5 separate regions of the Mus musculus genome follow, and regions 1, 2, 4 and 5 are each linked to region 3. A link is a loop called in an ENCODE intact Hi-C map of the cell type or tissue named here. Cell type or tissue: heart. All regions are shown on one strand. Region 1 has its middle 17 kb from the start of Gm29916. Region 2 holds the start of Csrp2 (cysteine and glycine-rich protein 2). Region 3 holds the start of Gm23698 (a small nucleolar RNA gene). Region 4 overlaps Zdhhc17 (zinc finger, DHHC domain containing 17). Region 5 overlaps Csrp2 (cysteine and glycine-rich protein 2).

Evidence for each region. Hi-C counts contacts between places; a loop is a spot of excess contacts. Peaks named below come from ENCODE experiments on the same cell type or tissue, not always from the same donor. Only the 100,000 strongest peaks of a DNase experiment are listed, where the experiment ranks them.
Region 1: it touches region 3 in a loop (7-fold over the local background); 34 of 42 quality-filtered maps call a loop at or near these places.
Region 2: it touches region 3 in a loop (5-fold over the local background); 5 of 42 quality-filtered maps call a loop at or near these places.
Region 4: a loop joins it to region 3, with 7 times the contacts of the local background. A loop is called at or near these places in 40 of 42 quality-filtered maps.
Region 5: it touches region 3 in a loop (2.6-fold over the local background); 8 of 42 quality-filtered maps call a loop at or near these places.

The regions. Positions count from the first base shown.
Region 1 is chr10:111,098,138-111,102,137 of GRCm38, forward strand. No RefSeq gene overlaps it. Among named protein-coding and RNA genes, the nearest start is that of Gm29916, 17 kb to the left of the region's middle. In heart, CTCF peaks have their summits at 2,127 (motif pointing left) and 2,343; a DNase peak (open chromatin) is centred at 2,124; H3K27ac peaks cover 1,076 bases.
Region 2 is chr10:110,918,287-110,922,286 of GRCm38, forward strand. Csrp2 (cysteine and glycine-rich protein 2) reads left to right here and starts at 1,890. Exons shown (of 6, transcript NM_007792.4): 1 at 1,890-1,968. In heart, no CTCF peak of the experiment used is centred here; DNase peaks (open chromatin) are centred at 975 and 1,875; H3K4me3 peaks cover 3,911 bases; H3K27ac peaks cover 3,913 bases.
Region 3 is chr10:110,792,311-110,796,310 of GRCm38, forward strand. It overlaps Gm36808 (a long non-coding RNA gene), which reads right to left. Exons shown (of 3, transcript XR_380779.3): 3 at 2,919-3,221. Gm23698 (a small nucleolar RNA gene) reads left to right here and starts at 3,863; the gene lies at 3,863-3,990. In heart, a CTCF peak has its summit at 2,408 (motif pointing right); a DNase peak (open chromatin) is centred at 1,311; H3K27ac peaks cover 1,037 bases.
Region 4 is chr10:110,974,423-110,978,422 of GRCm38, forward strand. All of the region lies in intron 3 of Zdhhc17 (zinc finger, DHHC domain containing 17), which reads right to left. Among named protein-coding and RNA genes, the nearest start is that of Zdhhc17, 34 kb to the right of the region's middle. In heart, CTCF peaks have their summits at 233 (motif pointing right) and 1,857 (motif pointing left); no DNase peak of the experiment used is centred here.
Region 5 is chr10:110,938,455-110,942,454 of GRCm38, forward strand. It overlaps Csrp2 (cysteine and glycine-rich protein 2), which reads left to right. Exons shown (of 6, transcript NM_007792.4): 5 at 183-276; 6 at 757-1,060. The coding sequence ends at 833. It overlaps Zdhhc17 (zinc finger, DHHC domain containing 17), which reads right to left. Exons shown (of 17, transcript NM_172554.2): 17 at 3,325-4,000. Among named protein-coding and RNA genes, the nearest start is that of Csrp2, 20 kb to the left of the region's middle. In heart, a CTCF peak has its summit at 2,444; no DNase peak of the experiment used is centred here.

The DNA of each region.
Region 1 (4,000 bases), 310 kb after region 3:
TTACTAGCACTGTCACAACTTGTTAGTGGGGCGATTGAGCACCTCCGGCTCATGGGACTCATGGGAGGGGACCTTTGGGAACCTGCACCTGATTTTCTCTGTACTTATTCAGCATGCTTCTTCTTTTGCTGATTTTGCTGTGTATTTTTTTTTCAGCCATAAAAATCATAAATGTAACCATGAGTACTACTACACTGAGTCCTGAGTACCACCACACTGAGTCCTGAGTACTACCACATAGACATCTGAGTACTACCATACAGAGTGAGTCCTGAATACTCTGAAGAGTCCTGCAGCTCCTTCTAGTGATTCACCCAAACTGGTGTAGTCATAGAAACCCCTCTAAACAAAACTGAAAGAAATATATCTTTGAGCCAAATCCAACCCATGGAGTATTAGCTCTCAATCTCTAACATACAAAACGATCAGGGCAAGATGGCTGCCACCTGTTAACGGGCACGTTTGAATTCGCTGTCTCCTTGATGCCTCACAACAGCTGGAATATGTCTGCTGTTGTTGGAGTTTTTGTCTGTTTTGTTTTGTTTTGTTTTGAGATTGGCTTTCTATCCCAAGCTGTCCTCTAGGTCCCTACGCAGCCAGGGGTTTCCTTCAATTCCTGATACCCCTGCCTCCAACTCCCAAGTGCTGGGACTACAGGTATGCACCACCATGCCTGGTTTATGAAGTGCTAGAGATAGAATCCAAGGCATACAACCACTCCAGCAACTGAGTTACACCCCCAGGCCATTGAGTTTTGGGGAGTTTGTCCAATATGGATAGTTTTGAGCGCTTGTTTGAAAGTTCTGGCAGGGGACAATGTAGCTACTCGTGAACCCTTGACTTCTCACACCCTAACATCTTAAATATTAGCGGTTCTCAACCACTAATGCTGGGACCCTTTAATACAGTTCCTCATGTTGTGGTGACCCCCAGCCATAAATGTATTGTTTGCTACAAATTATTTGGTGCTATTTTGCAACTGTAGTTTTGATACTGTCGTTGTGTTTTATAAAAAAGAAAGAGACACCAGGGATATGTTTGGTGGAGGCACAGTATGGTGTGGGGGTGTGCTTCTGCGAGGCCCATGCTGAGGCATCCCTTCCCCCTGAGGGACCAGTCACAGGACTATAGTAGTGAAAAGAGTTTATTTAGGGCATGGGGAGGGGAGTTGAGGGGGTAGTAGAGACAGAGAAAGGCAGAGAAAGAGAGGCACACACACACACACACACACACACACACACAGAGCAGAGGAGTAGAGGCCAGCCATGAGCATGTGTGGGGGTGGAGGGGTGGAGAGAGAAGAAACAGAGGGGTAAGAGGGGAAGAGAGCAAGAGAGCCAGAGAAGGGCTGTGAAAGTCTTTTGTATCTGTGTATGAATAGGGTTGAAACCACTGAGGCTGACATTTCTTAGCAAAAAGAAGATAATGAAACAGGTTGCCATTTCAACCATCTTTTGAGGTTATATACTTATTAAGAATCACTGCACTGCCAGAGCTGCCTGCCTGCATGGCTACAGTCCCCACACTTGGGAGGCCGGGCAGGATGATCAAGACGGCAGCCTTAGCATAATAAGCGAGCTTGAGGCTGTTCTGGGCAACATGAGAACCTATTTAAGAAAAAAACAAAAAAAGTCATATTGCCACTGTAAAGGGTTGTTTTTGTATCTGTCTGTTTTGTGGGTGTTTTGATACATAGTAACCTCTGAATTATAAACACCAACCAGGTCCGTAAGCATCCCATTCATTTCTGCATCCACATCCCTTCATTTCCTGCTATGTGCACCTGGTGGTCATTGTGTAGAGTTAAAATGACTGACATTTGTTGACTGTGTTCAGTACTGATGCATTTCCATGCCTGTAGGCATCGATAAAGTACAAATTATTTTTATATTCGTTCTTAGGAAGGAATCCAAAGCACAGGAAGGTTCCGATCAGTGTTTAGCTGAGCCTAAAGTGTCCATCAGTTCAAGCAACAATCGACTTAGGAAGGCAAATAAGACATATTCAAATATAAACAAGCAGTTGAGTTGCCTGGTTTTCAACAAAAGGCAGTTGGGATTTGATTGGCATTTATTTCCTCCCTTTGTTTGGTTTGACATCGAAGCTGCTCTAGTGCCACCTGCTGGCCAGGATGGGGAACTATCTGACTTTCCCTGTAATTGTATTTATTCCAGCAAGATTCTTCTATATATACTGGTCATGTAACTGCAGTTTTTAAATGTCTGGCCTATGGCCCCCCCAAATAAACACTTGACGTGTATTATTTATATCTGGATAGATAGATGGCCATAATATTGATCTAAGGTAGAGCACTCCAATTTATAGTCCAATTTTTGTATATTTCCAGACACCTCAAGATAAGCATCACAATATAGAAGTACATGTGTCATGAATACATGTTTCACAAATCCTGGTATCACTATCATTTTGCATAGGATAAAAGGGAATTATTAGTGATTTTCAGAAAGCTGTGACTTCAGCATACCTTAAGCTTTGATTGTGCAATTCTTACAAAGTGGTTTGTAAGTGTGATTTTATTTTAAGATATCTTATATTATGTCTTAAAATAGGGTGTAACATCTTCACAGGGCTTTGGGGGGACTATAGTCAATGAACTGCAAAAAAAAGTGGTTCGATTATTTAAATTACAACCCTGAGGTGAACTGAATTCCTTTTCGTGTGTGCACAAATCTGCATGGCAAAGCACTGACATTTTAGGCCCGGGCATGCGTGCTTGAATGCAGCTCCCCTTCAGAGTGAGTAGAAAATGGCCGGCCCTTTCATGTACCAAAGGAAGGGTTTGCACTCTGCCCCCAACACGATTTCTACCACAGAATAAAGCCAGTACCAGAAATACAGAGGCAGGAGGGGGAGAGAATTTATTGGAAATGGAAGTTACCAACACAGAGAACAGCAAGCAACATTTAATCTAACACTGCTGGGTCTCGCTAAGGGATACATTAAAAAAAAAAATAGGCAAGTTGCTTATAGAAAGAGAACCCCTGAAGGAGAGGGGTAATGCAGAACTACACAAATTACATAGAACAACCTTCTCCCTCTTTCCCTTCTCCCCTCCTTCCTTTTTCTCTCCCCCTCCTTTCTCTTTCTCTCCTTCCTCTTCCCCTTCCCCCCTTTTTTCTCCTCTTTCTCCTCCTATTCTTCTCACTCCTCCCCTCCTCCCTCTCCTCCTCCTTTGCCTCCCACCTGCTCTCCTTCCTCCTCCTCCTTCTCCTCCCCCTTTTCCTCTCCTTCTCTTTTGCTCTCCCAAACTTTATTAATGGAAAAAACAGTGTTGGCCAAGCTATGAAGCACAATCAGTTTTCTGGAATCCCACTTGCAAACACCTGACACTTGGTTTCCAAATGCTCACACAGGAAGCGCACAAGGTTCCGGGTTGGGCTAAACAGGTAAGAAGTTGCAATCCTGATGCTCGCGTGTTCCGGCTTTGCCCAGTCTGTAATCTGTCCTTGAATAGTAATCTTTGCCCAGTAGCTACTATGCCCTCACTCGTTTTGTCTGTTAGCTTGCTGAACTCTTCTTCCCTATGTAGAATTTGAGCCGCCTGGCCAAGAACTGCATTTCTTATGTCAAAACTAGGAATTTGTTTAAAGCAACAGCATGCTCTCTTTTGTATGAGTTGCCTTAGCAGCTATGGCTTGTACTACAGTCTCCTAAAGGAACTGTGGGTTGTCTTAAGCATTCCCAAGCAGCCATGATGAGTTTGAATCTGAAGGAGGCCAGCCACAGCCATTAAATTAACCCTAACGCTGGAATTATTTACATCCATGTTGACCAATGTCCATCTTGAGTTGCAGTTTAAGTAATTTTTGACTTATCAGATTCTAACAATATGTAAAGTTTGAGGTGTCTGTGAGCAGGGCCTCTCTTCTGCTCTGTGAGCTCACCTTGGGGAACTAGGGTCTCAGATAACTCAGAAAACCACAGCGGTTGGAGCCAGTGGCTTTCAGGTTCTCTTCTCACGAACTGGAAGAATGAATTC
Region 2 (4,000 bases), 130 kb after region 3:
TCAGGACCTTCAGAAGAGCAGTCAGTGCTCTTACTCACTGAGCTATCTCACCAGCTCCTGTCACAAGTCTTATAAAGAAAAATAGTTCATTGGAGCTGGCTTACAGTTCAGAGGTTTAGTCCATTATCATCGTGGCGGAGAACATAGCAGCACACAGGCTGTGAGGCTGGAGAGACAGCTGAGAATTCTACATCTTGGTGGGCAGGCAGCAGGAAGAAAGAGACACACTGGACCTTACGCTTCTGAAACCTCAAAGCCCACCCCCAATGACACACTGCCTCTAAAGAGGCCACGCCCACTCAAAATGGCCACACCTTCAAATAGTGCCGCTTCCTATGAGCCTATGGGGCCGTCTTCGTTCAAACCCACCACAACTTCCATAAATAGCTTTGCTACACATGATAAGTTTTGACCTTAGACTGTAGGGACAGATAGTTTGACAGAAAAACAACAGGTCCAGTCCTTAGGCCCCTTCCTCAGAGAAACTCTAGTGGACCTCAGGAGTAGCAGAAAAAGGACAATCGCTTGCTGAAAAAAAGGGAACATGAACTACCCTGCTTCCTTCAGTGAAAACAAACCAGAAGCCCCTCCCGTAAGAAGTGCAGCAAGCTGCGGAGGTAAAGCAAACAGATCGGAATCGTGAATGTAAGAATTGCTGGTATTTAGAAAAGCTCACAGCAGGCACCCATGCTTTCAAACTCCTGCCGCAATCTGGGGGAGATGTCAATCACTACTTGCACTGTTTTTCAACAGTCCTTGGTGGACAGAGAATCTGGCTGCAATTACGAGCTTATTTTGGATTGGGCCCAGCATACGACATAAAAAGGCATAAACCAGGCCTGTACTTTGTCACCGGAGGGGCCTTCCTCAACTCTGCCTCCTCCTACCCCCCCTAACAGGGCCTTTGGCAACGTAAGCGGGAAATTTTTTATTGTCGCAACGCGAGGGTACTGGCATCTATCAGTTAAAGTCATCCTAACCCCCACCAAAGAACTAGGCTATTAACAGCATGATGTTGCGCCTGGATGAAAGGGGTGATCGATTTGTGACAGAGGGGAGTAGTTTTGGTCGCTGCCTATTGCGGCGTGGAGGTCACCACTCTTCAAATACTAATTCTTAGGGCAACCCACTACTGATGACAGAGAAGTGGATCACCAAATGTCCTAGAATACAAACCAGATAGAGATGACATTATTTTGCTTTTTGTCTAGAACAATAATATGTCACCTCAAGCCCAGATTTTAGGTCCTTTCTGCTGTCTTCGCCGGCGAGACATCCCTGGACTTTTCGGACAACTGCAAACAATTGCAAACTGAAACCCGAAGCCTTTTGGCGCCAGGGTTTCTGCGTGGGTTGTGGGTTTCTTCCCCCCTCAGCAAAGAGTGGTGGGGGAAAGCAAAACACTTGGGGAATGAGGTGTTTTCATAACGTCATTTGTTTAGTCTAGATGAGGAATGCAGCTCTTTCGCGACAGGAAAGCTGCGGATTCCAGAAGCCGGGATTCTGACCAGAGACTATCCTGCACCGGGGAGTCCTGCACCCCGGAGGCTAACATATGGCGTTTGTGCAGTAAAGGGTGGCGGGAATCCCACGGGGCGACACCGGATCTCGCTGGCTCCGGGCCGATCCTGAGTGCTCCGGACGTCCCGGGACCGGCGGGTAGGAGCAGCCGGAGACGGTGGGAGACTCGGACGCGCGGGAAGCCGCAGGAAGAGGCGGGATTCCGGTCTTTTGTCTCGGGGCCAGAGCTCGAAACCCGCAGCGGGAGCCCAGCTCAGCGGGCCGGGCGGAGACCATCGCACACCCCGAGGGGCATGACCGATGATGGGCGTGGCGAACAAGGCCACGCCCAACATAAGTCTTTAAAAGCGGGCACACGCGCTCCCGCCAGTCTCCGGATCCGCCCGCGGCTTTCCTCGGTCAGACCTCGTTAGCTCCGCCCGCCGCGTGCTCCCTCCTCCCACTCGGGTGAGTCCTAGGAAGCCTGCAGCCCCGCGGTCCCTGTCATCTCCACCCCTGCTCCTGACTATGCTTCCACCCGTCCTCTCACTTCTGCCCCAATGCGGGGTCCACTAGCACACCTGCTGTCGCCCCCAGACCATCCCTGCCCTGGGACCTCATGTCCTTGGGGCAGGTAAATCATCCCCTGTGACCTTTAATTTTCCATCCTGTTCTCTGGGAGAGAGGCGAGCTGGGAGTTTCTCGTGGCCGCCAATGCCTCTTTTTGTAGCCCCAGGCTCCCTCCCAGGGCTGATTCTCCCCTTCGGGTAGGAGGGGTTAGAGGCTTCGGGGCTCCAGTGCCCCAAGGGTGTGTCTGCCCAGCCCTGACGACCTTCTCGGGAATTGGGTGGGTACTCTGGGGTGGTGGGCGTCTCCATACCCTCTGAGCTCCAGTTCTCCTGTGGCGAAACGGAGCTCCTGGCCATCGCCTTTGTTCGGTGGTCTCTGCCCACCCGGCACAGAAGGAACCATAGTGAAATTCTAGTTGAACATTCCTAGCTTTTCCTGGTGCTTTCTACCTTTAAAGTACAAACAAGGATACAGCATTGCTTGGTTCTGAAATTCTGCAACAGGTCCTAAAAGTCACAGTATGGGTTCAGAGCTAGATAATAGTTATAGGCATCCGTGAGGTAAGGGGTGAGGTGAGGGGAGAGCTCTTGAAACTTCTGCCCCCTTGGAAGCCAGGACTTTGAACTTTATTTGTTTACCTGATTACTTTTTGAGTAAATATTTGGTTTGACCTGTTTTGTTTGAGTCGCATACATTTTTACTTTATTAAATGCTTTTCAGTTCGGGGCGGGGGGGGGGCTGGGTGTAGTAATTTTTTAACTTGGGCAGCGAAAATAGTTAAATTATTGACTTTTTCAATGCGTGCTTAATCTCTACTTACATAAAACCAAAGAATCCAAAAAGGAAGTGATTCTTGTACCCAGATTCTTCAAGAAAGATTTAAACGGTAGATTTCAAAAGAGAGACTCATACAATCTCAACACTGCATACAAGTGACATTTGGGACCCTATTCTCTGCCATTGCCTTGTAATTGTTACTGATAATTCCTTCATTACTCCTCAAGGCTGTTTGACCCCACTTTTTATAGCCAGGTTGCCATAGACGTATACATCCCATGAGTCTCTGGAACACTGTTTGCTTAGTTATCTTGAATATGTTGGAGCACACCTCGGTGCTTGTTAACTGAATAAAGAAGGCGGGAACAGACAAGGCCCCGTTGTGGGGAGCAGTAGATATTTATTAACAGATTTCAGCCAACGTGGTGTTTTTTTTTTTTTTTTTTAACACCATAAATTGTTAACAGATTCCTCCCAATCTTGTTTGAAAATTTTTGGCTGATATGGAATATGCTCAAGAGCATGCTAAAATCAGTACTGATTGGAGGGCCATCCTGGTGAAGTTGCACAGTCTTGGACTTGAGGGAAATTGTATCTTTATTAAAAGATAGCATAAATGTTGGTATCAAGTAGGGGGACAGGATACTAGGTCCAGGCATAACTCTGTCAATACATAGCTTTGAGAGCTCAAGCCTTTGGTTTCCATTTTCCTTCTGTTACAAATGAGAGGGATGAATGAGATGGACATAGGGGACCCTCTAAGGGAGAGGAGGTGTAACATGGGAGGGCAGAAATCAAGTCTAGAGTGTCACTCCCAAGTCAGTACCCCTTGGTTTGGTGCCCCTAACACGTTAACACTCTCTGGTCTCAGCCTTGTGAAATAGGTCTAATAGCATCCTTGCTGGGGTGGTGGGGGAGAGGGAAAGGGTGTGTCTGGGTAGGGTGTGTGTGTAAGGAATGCCTAAGTACAAGGTACAACCTTAGGGATATGTATGTGGTGGGTTGCTTGTGGTTTTAGATAACTTCCTGCGCTTTCTGAAACTTGGAGTGAAATGGTTCTTGGTGGGAGTCTCTCCAGAGAGAGGGGACTTCCACTTGAACATCCCCCAGCCCTTCCCTCCATCCTCAGACCTCCCGAGGTTTCCTCAGGACT
Region 3 (4,000 bases):
CAGGGAGTGGCACTATTTGGAGGTGTGGCCTCATTGGAGTAGGTGTGTTACTATGGATGTAGGTTTTAAGACCCTCCTCCTAGCTGCCTGGAAGCTAGTCTTCTAGGGGCCTTCAGATGAAGATGTAGACCTCTCAGCTCCTCCTGCACCATGCCTGCCTGGATTCTGTCATGCTCCCACCTTGATGGTAATGGACTGAACCTCTGAACCTGCAAGCCAGGGCCAATTAAATGTTGTCCTTATAAGGGTTGCCCTGGTCATGGTGTCTGTTCACAGCTATAAAACCCTTGCCATTGAACAAGGCATGTATTCACTTCTACTCTGGTCCCTGTTAATCCCGCTTGACGTCACTGTGAATTCCTGGATGGCATGACCAGCTCTGTGGAATACCCGTAGGCCTTCTTCCTCCAGACTCAGGACGTCCCCTGACTTTTGTCTCCCAGTCATCTTCATCAACACTGGCATCATCCCCCTAAGAGAACCACTGCTTTACACACAGCCCAGGGATCCAAGGCTTGGGAATCTGCCTCTGGTTTTTTTTTCAGCCACAAAAATAATTTTAGATAACAAGACTCACGATGCCAGGTCCTGCCAAGTCTGCCCCTTGGAGCTCCTATCAATAAAGCTTCAACTGGGGATGCAGAAGCAGTTGGCTTTTTCACCCAATGAGACGATCTTTGATAAATGATGTCGAGAGCACACGCAAGCTAATATCTAAAGATGTTTATTTGTGAACCCATGAGAACAAAATTGAAAGTTTCGATGACCTAGATAAATTGGATCTGTTCACCTAACGCACTACTAATGAATAAAGATATCCAGGACTATGCACGACAACGTGTATACCTCTGAAGATAATGGTGAGTGGAAATGGAAATGATACAAAGATTAGATTTTACAATATTTCAAATGTAAAGTGCTTTTGCAGCAAATACAGAGAGAGGGGGGGAGGGCAACAATGGGTTATTCCAGACAGGAAGAGCTTGAAGGAGGACGAGGCTACTAAGAGGTCAACTGCATCTGAAATGTCCTGTTTCTGTTACAGCAACGGGAGCTGACGTCAGATTGACCATTGGCCTCAGTCATTCTGAGATAGCAAGTCCTTGTGTCTGGACTTTTCTGCCTAATGAAATGGTTTATTAAAAAAATTAGTCTTTAACATATAATTTTAGAACATGCTACCCATTTGTGGAGTGTGCCACAGGGGTCACCTATATTTGGACTTCCCATAAGACCATCGATTTGGGTTATCAGGTTGGCCCAAGTATCTGCTGCAGCTTCCTGTGGGGAGATCGCACGTCCTCAGACACAGAGTTCTGAGAGGCCACAACTTACTCGTTTCCCAGAAATATGGGAGGAAGTGATGTGTGTCCCTTTGGAGCAGAAGTTGTGAGGTCTAGTTTTTCAACCTTAGCCAGGAAACCAGTTGTCCCAGAGCAGGGTCTTTCTGCCAGGCACGGTCTAGAACAAGAACTGAATTCATGGCCAGACCAGCCTGGAGGAGGGATGCAGGTGAGCGGACAGAAAACACATTTTCACGCTTCTTAGATTGGGGGTTGCCTGCTACCTCGAATTTATGGCTATGCTGGCTGACACAATTTCAAAGCATAATGAGAAACGCAGTATCCAAAATAGCACAATTGCTGTGATTTTCTTAGAAAATGGAAGTTTTCAGAATGACTATGAATCTCCCCACATCTTTTTTGTTTGGTTGGTTTTTTTTTAGACTCATAAGACATTAAAAGTAAAGAACTTAGTCAATTCAACATTGAATATGTGTGTGTACATGTGCGGATGCAAGTGTGTACATATGGTGTATTCAGACAACTGAGGCTGCATAGAAACTTACCACCTCATTCCCTTAAGAAAGGGTTTCTCACTGACCCAGGAGCTAGGCTAGCAGCAGCAAGCTCCAGAGAACCTTCTGCCAAAGTCCCGCACAGCACTGAAGTTACAGGACGTACAGCTACACAGTGAGTGTGGGGGTGGTTTGAACTCAGGTCCTGACACATGTACAAGATCTACACCATCTTCTCACCTCCAATATTGGAAACTGAATCACACCCCTACCACCTCCTGGAGAGCTTTGCAGCACAGCCGGGCTTTGCAGGCAAACCAGTGACTTGGTCTGGCAAGGGGTCACTTCTGAAATGACTGTAAATATATGAATCGTTTTCTTTCTACCCTGGAATTGCATTTGTATTTCTTTCTAAAATAATTTCTGGTGAGCTGTTCTCTGCCTCTCCTTCCTCTATCAAGTCCTTTCTCCCTCCTCAAAAGTTCAGACTACCTTTACTGTACTGGATAAGTGTGCTTGCTGCCTGGGTGTGGGGACCACAGGGGTCCTGGTTGTAGAGAAAATATTAAAAGTGCAAAGTCCACGGGTTCCCAGTACTGTCCACAAGGTGGCAGTAGCGTCCACACAGCGTGACCGATCTCCAAAGCCAGATGTTTCCAAACCATTTCCCTTGCAACCAATACATTAAATAAACACTTTATGTCGCCTTTGAATTATAATGACATACCTAGAGTGAATAACGGCCGAATGTCAAAGTATTTTATTAAATTTTCCTGTCATGTGACAAACTAATTCAATGAATGCCAGGGCTTTTCTCACCCACCTGGGACAAATCTGGACGTTAAATTCATTTTGTATATACTTCCCTGCCTTTCTCTTCCCCAGTGCTTACACACTCGGCCCACTCCCCAACTCCAGTTGCTAAGCAACTAAAAGAGCTTTGTTTTTCTTAAACAACAGCGTTTAACGGCTCCTATTTTCTCTAACCAGAACATGGCTGCAGCCCAGATTCCACCTCGTCTTTGTAAAATCCCAGAGCAGGACATGTATGACTTATGCTAATAGCATGGCAAGTCACATCACAATGGATAAATGCAGGAAAAGAAAACCCAGAGTGCACGCATTTAAAAAAAAAAAAAGATTTATTTCTCTATTTTATGTATATGAGTACACCGTTGCTGTCTTCAGACACACCAGAAGAGGGCATCGGCATCGGATCCCATCACAGATGGTTGTGAGTCTTCTATGGAGCTCCAAGGAGCAGTATACCATGCTAGACATGGGGTGGTGTTTCCCCTGGACTCAGATAGTGTTTCCTTCTTGTAGTCTTGCTGACATCTTTCATCATTAGTAGTTCTTGTCACCCTTGCAGACTTCTCTTGTCTTAGTAGCGGTGAGACCTCCGGTTCTCTCGGTCCTTTGCCTTATCAAAGCAAGGAAAGGCTCATTAACGGCGCTTTGCTGAAACCCATTCAAAGTAAACATTACCTCATCTAGTCCTGTGGATGTGTGGCTTTGCATTGAACTATAAAGTTGCAAGATTATTCCTCTTAAAGGAAATTGGCAGTCACAAGCAAGGAAATGGGTGGAGAGACTAGGCAAGAGAGGTCCTTAAGAGAAGAATGAGGCCTCTTCTGTCAGACTCTGACTATGAAAACTCAGTTTGGTCCTTCTGGGGATTTGCAGAGAGTGGCAGGCAATGTCACTCACTGATTTCTTGTCTTCCCTGTGCCGCAGGTCCTCATGCAGCCCCCAAGCCCTGATCCGCTCCATTGTCTTGGTTGGGCACAGCCGAGGGCCTGGGGTCTCTACGATTGAGCTTAGATTTTAAAGGAAAACCAGGACTCTCTGGCCCTGGAGGCTAAGTTGGGAATTAGACTCACGGGGTTAGGATCCCTGTGGCCTTTGGTACATGCTTTAGCATGTTTGAACCTCAGCTTCTTCTGAGGTACATGACGAGCCACTAGGCCAGACACATAACCTGGAGGGGTCTGAGGTATGGCAACATTCTCTGCTACTTCTTAGATATTTCTTTTCAAATCCAGGCATTAGGATATCAATTGGCCTGCCCCTAGAGGCATGGCAGGTGTGGCTGCCCTGTCACAAGAACATCAATCAGGAGGTAGCAGAAAGGAAAGAGGCTCAGTCAGTGTTCTGACCTGGGAACATCTGAATGATCATAGCCTAACATTTCCTGAAAAT
Region 4 (4,000 bases), 180 kb after region 3:
TGTAAAATAAAATTTGTAGTAATTTATAGAGTGTTCATCTTCAACTTTAAGAAATTATGTGAAAAATAAAACATCTTCCACTATCAACCTACTTTGTGCCTTTGAAGATAAACAGTCTTTTCAAAACCTTCCACCTACAATCTGTCCTGCCTGCAGGATATGCTGGGATAATGACGGCGCAGAACTTGTGAGAGTGGCCAACCAGTAACTGGTACAGCTTGAGGCCCACACCACAAGAGGGAGCCCACGTTTAACACTATGTGGATGGCCAAGAACCAAAGGCTGGTAAGCCCAGAGACCTGGGATAGAACCAAATATGACTGGCAAAAAAAAAAAAAGACAATGAAATAATTTCTACTGACATCATTGTTCTATACTCATAGATCAGTGCATATCTCACTGATCATTAGAGAGGCAAGTGATCCAGCAAGTGATAGGAGCAGATGCAGAGACTCACAGCCAAATACTGGGCAAGGCAGGGGAGCCCCACAGAGGAGAAGGAAGGACTTTAGGAACCAGAGGGATGGAGGATACCATGAGACCACAGCCCACAGTATCAACTAAGCAGGGCTCATAGGAGCTCACAGAGACTGAAATGACCATCACAAACCTAGAATGGGTCTGACCTAGGGCCTCTGCATATACCTTATGGTTGCAGAGTTGTTCTCATGAGAGCCCTAACAGTGAGAGTGGGGAGGGGTACCTGTGACTCTTTAGCCCACACTTGGAACCCTCCTCCTCCTAACAGGCTGCCTCATCCAGCCTTGACGTGAAGGTTTGTGTCTAATCTCATTGTAATTTGTTTTGCAGTTCATATACCTGGGAGGCCTTTTTAAAAAAACAAACAACAACAACAAAAAACGGGGAAACAGAGGAGTAGACCTAGGTGAAGAGGGAAAGTAGGGGTAAGACTAAGAAGAGAGGAGGTTGGGGAAGCTGTGGTCGGGATGCAATGTATGTAAAGAATAAAAATTAAAATAAAAAGAGTAAGAAAACCAAATCATATAAAAAGATATTCAGGCAACCACAAAGATCTGAACAAACTTTTGGAATCAGTAGCTGAGTCCAGAAGAGCCAAGAATAGCCAAGGCACTGTCTACTTCAGTGAAGCTCTCCTCTCCTCTCCTCGGAGGGTGAGTAAGGATTAAATCAAGCAGCAGGCACAGAAGATGCTACCGCCTATAAATGAGAAAGGAAACCCTTCACTATGCCCTATTTGCTATAAAAAACATGGTTTTAAAAAGAGAAAGGCAGCTTTGCTACTTAATACACTACTGTCACAGCATTTTTATATACTCTGAAATGAAAAGACCTAGCTGTTCTTTGTGATGCTTAATTATGGACTAATCAACGCAATGAATCAAATATAAATGCCTTTAAGGCATGAGATAAACACTTCCCACATAAATAGCGACATAGAATTGACATATAATAACACCATTCTAAGTGATTTTTAAATAACAAATGCATTCACACTTAAGGAACACAGTTCTAAATTCTTAATATAACCATTCTTACATGTTTAATTCAGAAAACATTGCTTCATATAAATATGCATTAAACTGGTCTTGTAAAATTGCATATAATAAAGCGACCAAGTTCTCCATCATGCAACATAGTTAAAGAAACCCAGCAAAATAGTTCCAGGATGTGGGTTTCTTTTTTCTTTGGACACAAGGTATCACTTTGTAGCACAAGCTGACCTGGAAGAGGAGTAGCTGGGATTAAAGCTGTGTCACCACCATGCCTGGGTTCTATTAAGAACACAAACGGTGGAGGCTGGAGCCATGGCTCAGAGGTTCCCAGGAACTACACTGTGGCTCATAGCCCCCTAGAATGAGATCTGGTGCCCTCTTCTGGCCTGTAGGCATATATGCAGGTAGACCACTTATACATAATAAATAAAATCTTCTTTTTAAAAAACACACACAAATGTTTACATAGGTCTGAAGTGTCTGATTGAAAATGTTTTGAAAAGACTAGAATCTAAAGCAAAAAAAAAAAAAAACTCCACTGGGATCTCTTTTTAAACAATCTTATTCTTTTCTATAGACAGTTTACATCTTGGGACTCATTTTTACTTGGTGAATTTATACAATTCAAGTCAGTGTTGAGTAATTATTAAATGATTTCCAAAAAAAGTGACTTCCATGACTTTTCCTTCACTGTAAAGTCCTGAAAGAGAGTACTATGTTTTCATAATATGGTATTTGTACCCCAGATGTAAGACCTAAGCTCAAATTGACAACATTTAAACTCTTATTTTGTACAGCTTGTATTCACATTTTTAATTATGTGTATGTGTGTGGGTTTATACACATGAGTAAAGTGCCCAAGAGGCTAGAAGAAGATGCCAGTCCCCTTGAAACCCAAGACGCAGGCAGTGGGGAGCAGCCTGGCATAGGTGCAGGTGCCGGGGCCTCTATAAACTACTGAACCATCTCTTCTCCTCCTAACTCGCTCTTATATTTATTTTTATATTCAAACCTCTGTTCAATACTACAAAAAAAAATGTTGTTTAGGAGACTGGTCTGGTACTGCTATATTTTCAAATGCTAAGTACTAAGCCCCCAAATCTGGTTGGCCCCTGACAAAATCCTCCCATACAACATATTATGTTATGTTACCCTGCTCCCAAAGCTCTTTGGGCTATAAAAGGCTATAAAGCCTGTGGTTGGGCAGTATAAGGTAGGCCGGCTTTCAGATACCTGGCTGGAGGTCACAGGTATAGAAAGGAGAGGAGAAGAAAGAAGTCCAAGGAGGGGATGGATTGTGAGCACATAGCCATGAGGTACATTGGCTGGGATGTGAGTTAGAACAGCTCTGAAACCTGCCCAGTCTAAGCTCACAGCTTGTAAATAAAAGACCTGGACTGTGTGTCTTTTACACGGACTAGCAAGAATTTAGAATTCATTTTATAGGGTATCATCAAAGAATGTTCTTGCAGGCACTAATATTCCCTAAGTTTTGAAGAGGGACATTAACAAGTATTTAAAAGACAAAAGCCAATAGCTACAAGACTAGTTTCACCCACTAGAGTCAATCCAGAACACGTTTTAAATGATTAAGGAATTGGTGGTGACTGTTGCCACCAAAGCAACTGTTCAAGATTAGCTTGTAACAAAAGCCATGGTCCATGGGCCACAAAGTACAATTAGCATCACAAGTGGGTGTTGCAGCAATAAGGGAGCAAGTTGGCTCCTGGAAGTGCTACTCAAGGTTCTTTATGCCCTGCAGTGTTGGATCTTAGAACATGACTGCAAACTGTAACTGCAGTTCAAATCCAAACTGTTCTTTCAATGTGCAGAGTTCGTTTTTTGTGTGTCCCTGGTCATCACCCTATGGTGAAGATCCTCAACCTCTTTTGTAGCCTAGGTGAGCAGACTTAGCTCCCCCAATAAGCGATGAGAAGAATGTTTTTTTATTCCGTCCCTACATATGAGGAGCGCAAGTATTTTTATTTCTTTAATTTAACCATGCAAAATGTGTTGACTTGACTGATTCACATGTAACTTTTTTCTCATATCTGTATCTGAGGGTGAATCCAGAGGAACGACTGTGATTGTCACAGGAAGCCGACTGTATTATTTAAGAGAATTCTAACAACTCCAAAGGGGGGGTCAAAAAATCACAGGAAAAAAAAAAAAAAGCTTCTTCAGGACAGCTAAAGAAATAAACAAACAGGAAGCCCACAAAATGAGATAGAATCTTTGCCGTGTGTGTGTGTGTGTGTGTGTGTGTGTGTGTGTGTGTGTGTGTGAGAGTGTTTGTGTGTGTGTGTGTGTGTGTGTGAGACATATGATAAAAATCCTGAATATACTAAGAACTCAAAAAGTTTAAAAAAAAAAAGATTCCCTATGAAACTGACTTGAGATCTAAACAGTTTTCAAAAGAAGAACGAAAACTGGCTAAGGCATGTGTGAGCAGCTATGGTGGCACACAACTTTAATTCCAGCACTCAGTGGACCTCCATGAGTTCAAAGCCAGCCTGGTCTATATA
Region 5 (4,000 bases), 150 kb after region 3:
CAAACAGCCCTTTACTGGTGGCTAGGAAGGATATGGACAGCAAAGAGGGCCAGCTTTCTAGCTGAGCCAAACCGTAGCCTGAGGAGGCTGCTTGTGCGCTGGTTTTCCCAGCCACTTGCTGCATCTAGATCATACCAAAGGAAACAAGCCTCTCAATGTCCTAACTCAGCTGTCTCTTCCAGCCCTGGCACAAAAACTGTTTCCGGTGTGCCAAGTGTGGGAAGAGTCTGGAGTCTACAACTCTGACTGAGAAAGAAGGCGAAATCTACTGTAAAGGTAAAAACTCGGTTCTGCTGTCTGTTAGTGTCACCAGAAAGGGAGACATCGTGCACTGTTACCTTTTGAAAATGAGACCGACATCTTAGGACAGTGATTACATTCTTCCATTCCTACTGTGTGTGTTAAGTCCCACACGGCTGGGGATCTGGCCGAATGGTAAAACGCTTGCCTATGTAGCACATTCACAAGGCTGAGCGCCACGCTCAGCACGGCCTCCCCAACCTCTGACTTCCTGCTTTAAGCCAAGCATATGACTACGTGAGGGTGACACACAGAAGGCAGCTGGATTTCACGCCTGCAGCTCATCACAATCCTAACTTGGATGCCGTGGGAATTCCTGGACTCGCTTCAAACAAGGATGCTCATAGCAGAGCCCATTTTATATCTTAAACTGACCTCTGGCAGAGCCTCCAGTTGGCTTTTAAATTCATGGCCATTTGTTAGTGACCTCTGATTAACTCTCCCTTTCCTTTGTAGGGTGCTACGCAAAGAACTTTGGGCCCAAGGGATTTGGCTATGGTCAAGGGGCAGGGGCCCTTGTTCATGCTCAGTAATGGTGTGAACCCAGTAAGCACGACAGAGAATCTCCATTACCAAACTGCAGATGGCGTTTATGGCGCTCACTACTGTGAAACAGCCAGCACTTGGCACTGGGCATCACCGAGCTGCCTGTGGGGGCTGGACCGACAGCGCTGCACTCTCCCGCCCACTCACTAGCGTCTAAGAGCATTCTTTTACATTTGAAATAAAATTTTGGCTTGATTTGGGTACCACCTCTTAATTAACCTTTCAGAGGAGCTGTTGTGATTTTTAGATGATGAGAAGTTATCTGGTTCCTTCCTCCAGTGAAAACCAGTCTCCTGATTAAAAAAAAAAAAAAGACGTTCTTAAAAAGACAATCAATTCCTTTATGCAGTAGGCTAACATTTGCACTCTGAGAGCTGAAAACGACATTTTTACTTTTGAGATTTTCATTCATATATATATATATATATACATATATATATATATATATATATATATATATATATATATATATAACAAAACACTCTTTGTTGAAGGTGCGCTCACTGGCAGTTTTCCAGGCTTCCACACGCACACACAAATGCACAGATCTCTTTAGCTGTCAAGATGCTTCGACTGACTCATGATTGCCAAGCTCCTTGGAGCCAGCAGTTAGCACTCAGCATCTCTTTCCCTTCTGCCCCATTTGAGCCTGCTGGTGGTGACTCTTTGTCAGGACAGCTCCCTAGAGGGTAGATGGAAATGATCTACATTAGTAACACCTGGGTATGAGACTCTGGCTGGAGAGGTGGCTTGGTGACTTTTGGGTCCCCAGTGCCCTGCTGAGCTCCGGTTCAGAGACCCTGTCTCCAAAGTAAGGTGATCCAGTGAAACACCTGATGTCAACCTCTGCTACTCACGTGGGGGTAGCAAGGTCCCCACTCCCCAGAGGCAGGACCCTAAATAAAGCACTGCTGGAGTCTTGGCTGCTGCACTTCACACAGACCGTTATTACTAAACTGAGCAACGTTCTAGCCCTGCCTAACAAATTTTAAAATCAAAACCAAACAGATAAACTTTTTCCAACTAACCTAACTGAATTATGGAACTAAGTTCGAAATGTTTACAAAAGTATCTAGCATGAATAAAAAACAAAAATTACTAGGTCTGAAAAGAAGGGGGAAACTCATCAACTGTACATTTCTATAATGAGGGTGGGAACTATCAAAAGCCACTAGAACTGGCCAAGATGTAGGGGGGGAAACAAGGGATGGAGGTTATGTAAACACTTACCCTGCAGGGAAAAACTCAGGAAATGCTAGGAATCGTTCAAAAAAGAAAGAGCATTCAGTCAACAGTGGAAGTCCTAGAAACCTTGCTACCATGTGAGGAGCCAGAACTGCCTGAGAGTTCTTGGGAGGGGTTGGGGGGGGGGGGCAGAAAAATATCAGAAGAATGACAGACATTTCCAAATTTGGTAAACTTGTAAATCTATAGATCCAAGCATTTTGATACTATAAACGCTAATCACTAAGCTCTAAAATAGTGCCTTCTCTTAAAACTTCATCAAGGCAGGAGTCTGGGTGCATATTTCTCATCACTGCTACCTGGGAAGCAGGGGCCGGTGAATCCATGGCCAGCCCTCAACAGAGCAGCTCTGCATCTCCAGCAGATGGGGACAAAGCGCACATCCAGGTCAGAGGCAAGGGCTTCCTGGGGGTCAGAGCTGGCCTCCTTGAGTGTGTGACTTAGACCAACACTGCATATTCTACTTGCAACTACAGATTTCCTACTTCAAAAGTCAAAGGTATTTAACAGTAAACACTTTGTGGGATGAGGGCGGGTTTCCTAATAAGCCCTGTCCCCAGATGTACTGCTTTTTCAGATAGTTCTACAAAGTAGAGCGAGACATATGCTAGGAAAGCCGTACCAATCTGGCAAGGTCAGGGACACGTGACTAATGACGAGCGGGAGTGCATCACATGAACATGGAGTTCATTGTCTTGAGCAGTTCTGGACTGAGCATCGACAGTTCTGGAGCCCTTCTATCTCATACCATGAAGTTAATTACGAACTGAATGTTAGTCTAACCTGAAACCACCCAATGATCGTCCCAGCCTCTGAGACCTCAGGAAACGAGACTGATAACAGGGAAGAGCCTCGCCATAATTTTGCCTTTCAAATTTGCAAAAGAAAATGCTTTTGTTTGCTATGCCTGGCATTTGAAATAACCAGGATCAAAGTTTAGTAGAAATCATTTTGTAAAAATAATGCTTTAGACATACTTACATTCAAAATTCAGATTTCTATTCTTCCTGAGGTCCTTATTAGCTCCATGGAATCCAAAAATATACTATGGAAAAAGGTTGTCTTTTTATTGCAAAAGATTTCTCCACATTCAAGGAGCCAGAAACTTTAGAACACCAACAGTTTTACTTTTACAAACCCCTATAAATCCTGCCCCTGACTTCAATCCGATCAAAACAGAACTGCAGAATCTTTATTTTACAGTCTTTCTAAGTGAACTGAGCAGACACCACATTTAAGAGTCAATATTTATTTTGATTAATATTTTACAAAATTTTGACAGGTTTAAATTATGTAAGGAGGACTGATTTATTAAACACTTTACAAGTTTTTCTTTCCACAGAGTAACACAGTAAGTAGCTGAATAATACTTGGCACAGTTATAAATAAAGAAAATATAAAACAAAAACATTCATAGCTTAAGTAGGATGCTTCTTTATGCCTAGTATTTAAAATAAACTCCTACAAAACCAACAAAAATATGAATGAAAAAACTCCCAAGAACTTCGTCCCTAGCTCGTAAAGGAATCCAACTGACAGTGAGAACTCCCTCCAAGGAACCTTCAAACACAGCCTGAGAACTGGATTTATCCGGCCCTGCACACAAGGCCTGCGGAGTAAGGAAACATGGCGCACAGTAGCCTCCAGACCATCTGACAATCCTGTTCCAGACTCGCGGAGACCCAAACAAGCCGTCAGTCTGGAACGCATCTCCTTGCCAATATCTTCCGTGGAGTTCCACATCTACAGGGGTTGCCTGCTTTACGGAGAAGCATCTCTTGCACTGAAAGGATACTGTACCACAAAGAAAGAACATGGTAACAACATTCTTACTCAAACTGAGAAAACCATCGTACTCTAACTGTTGATAAAAATGTATCTGATAAAAATTGCAACTGAGTCTCCATGT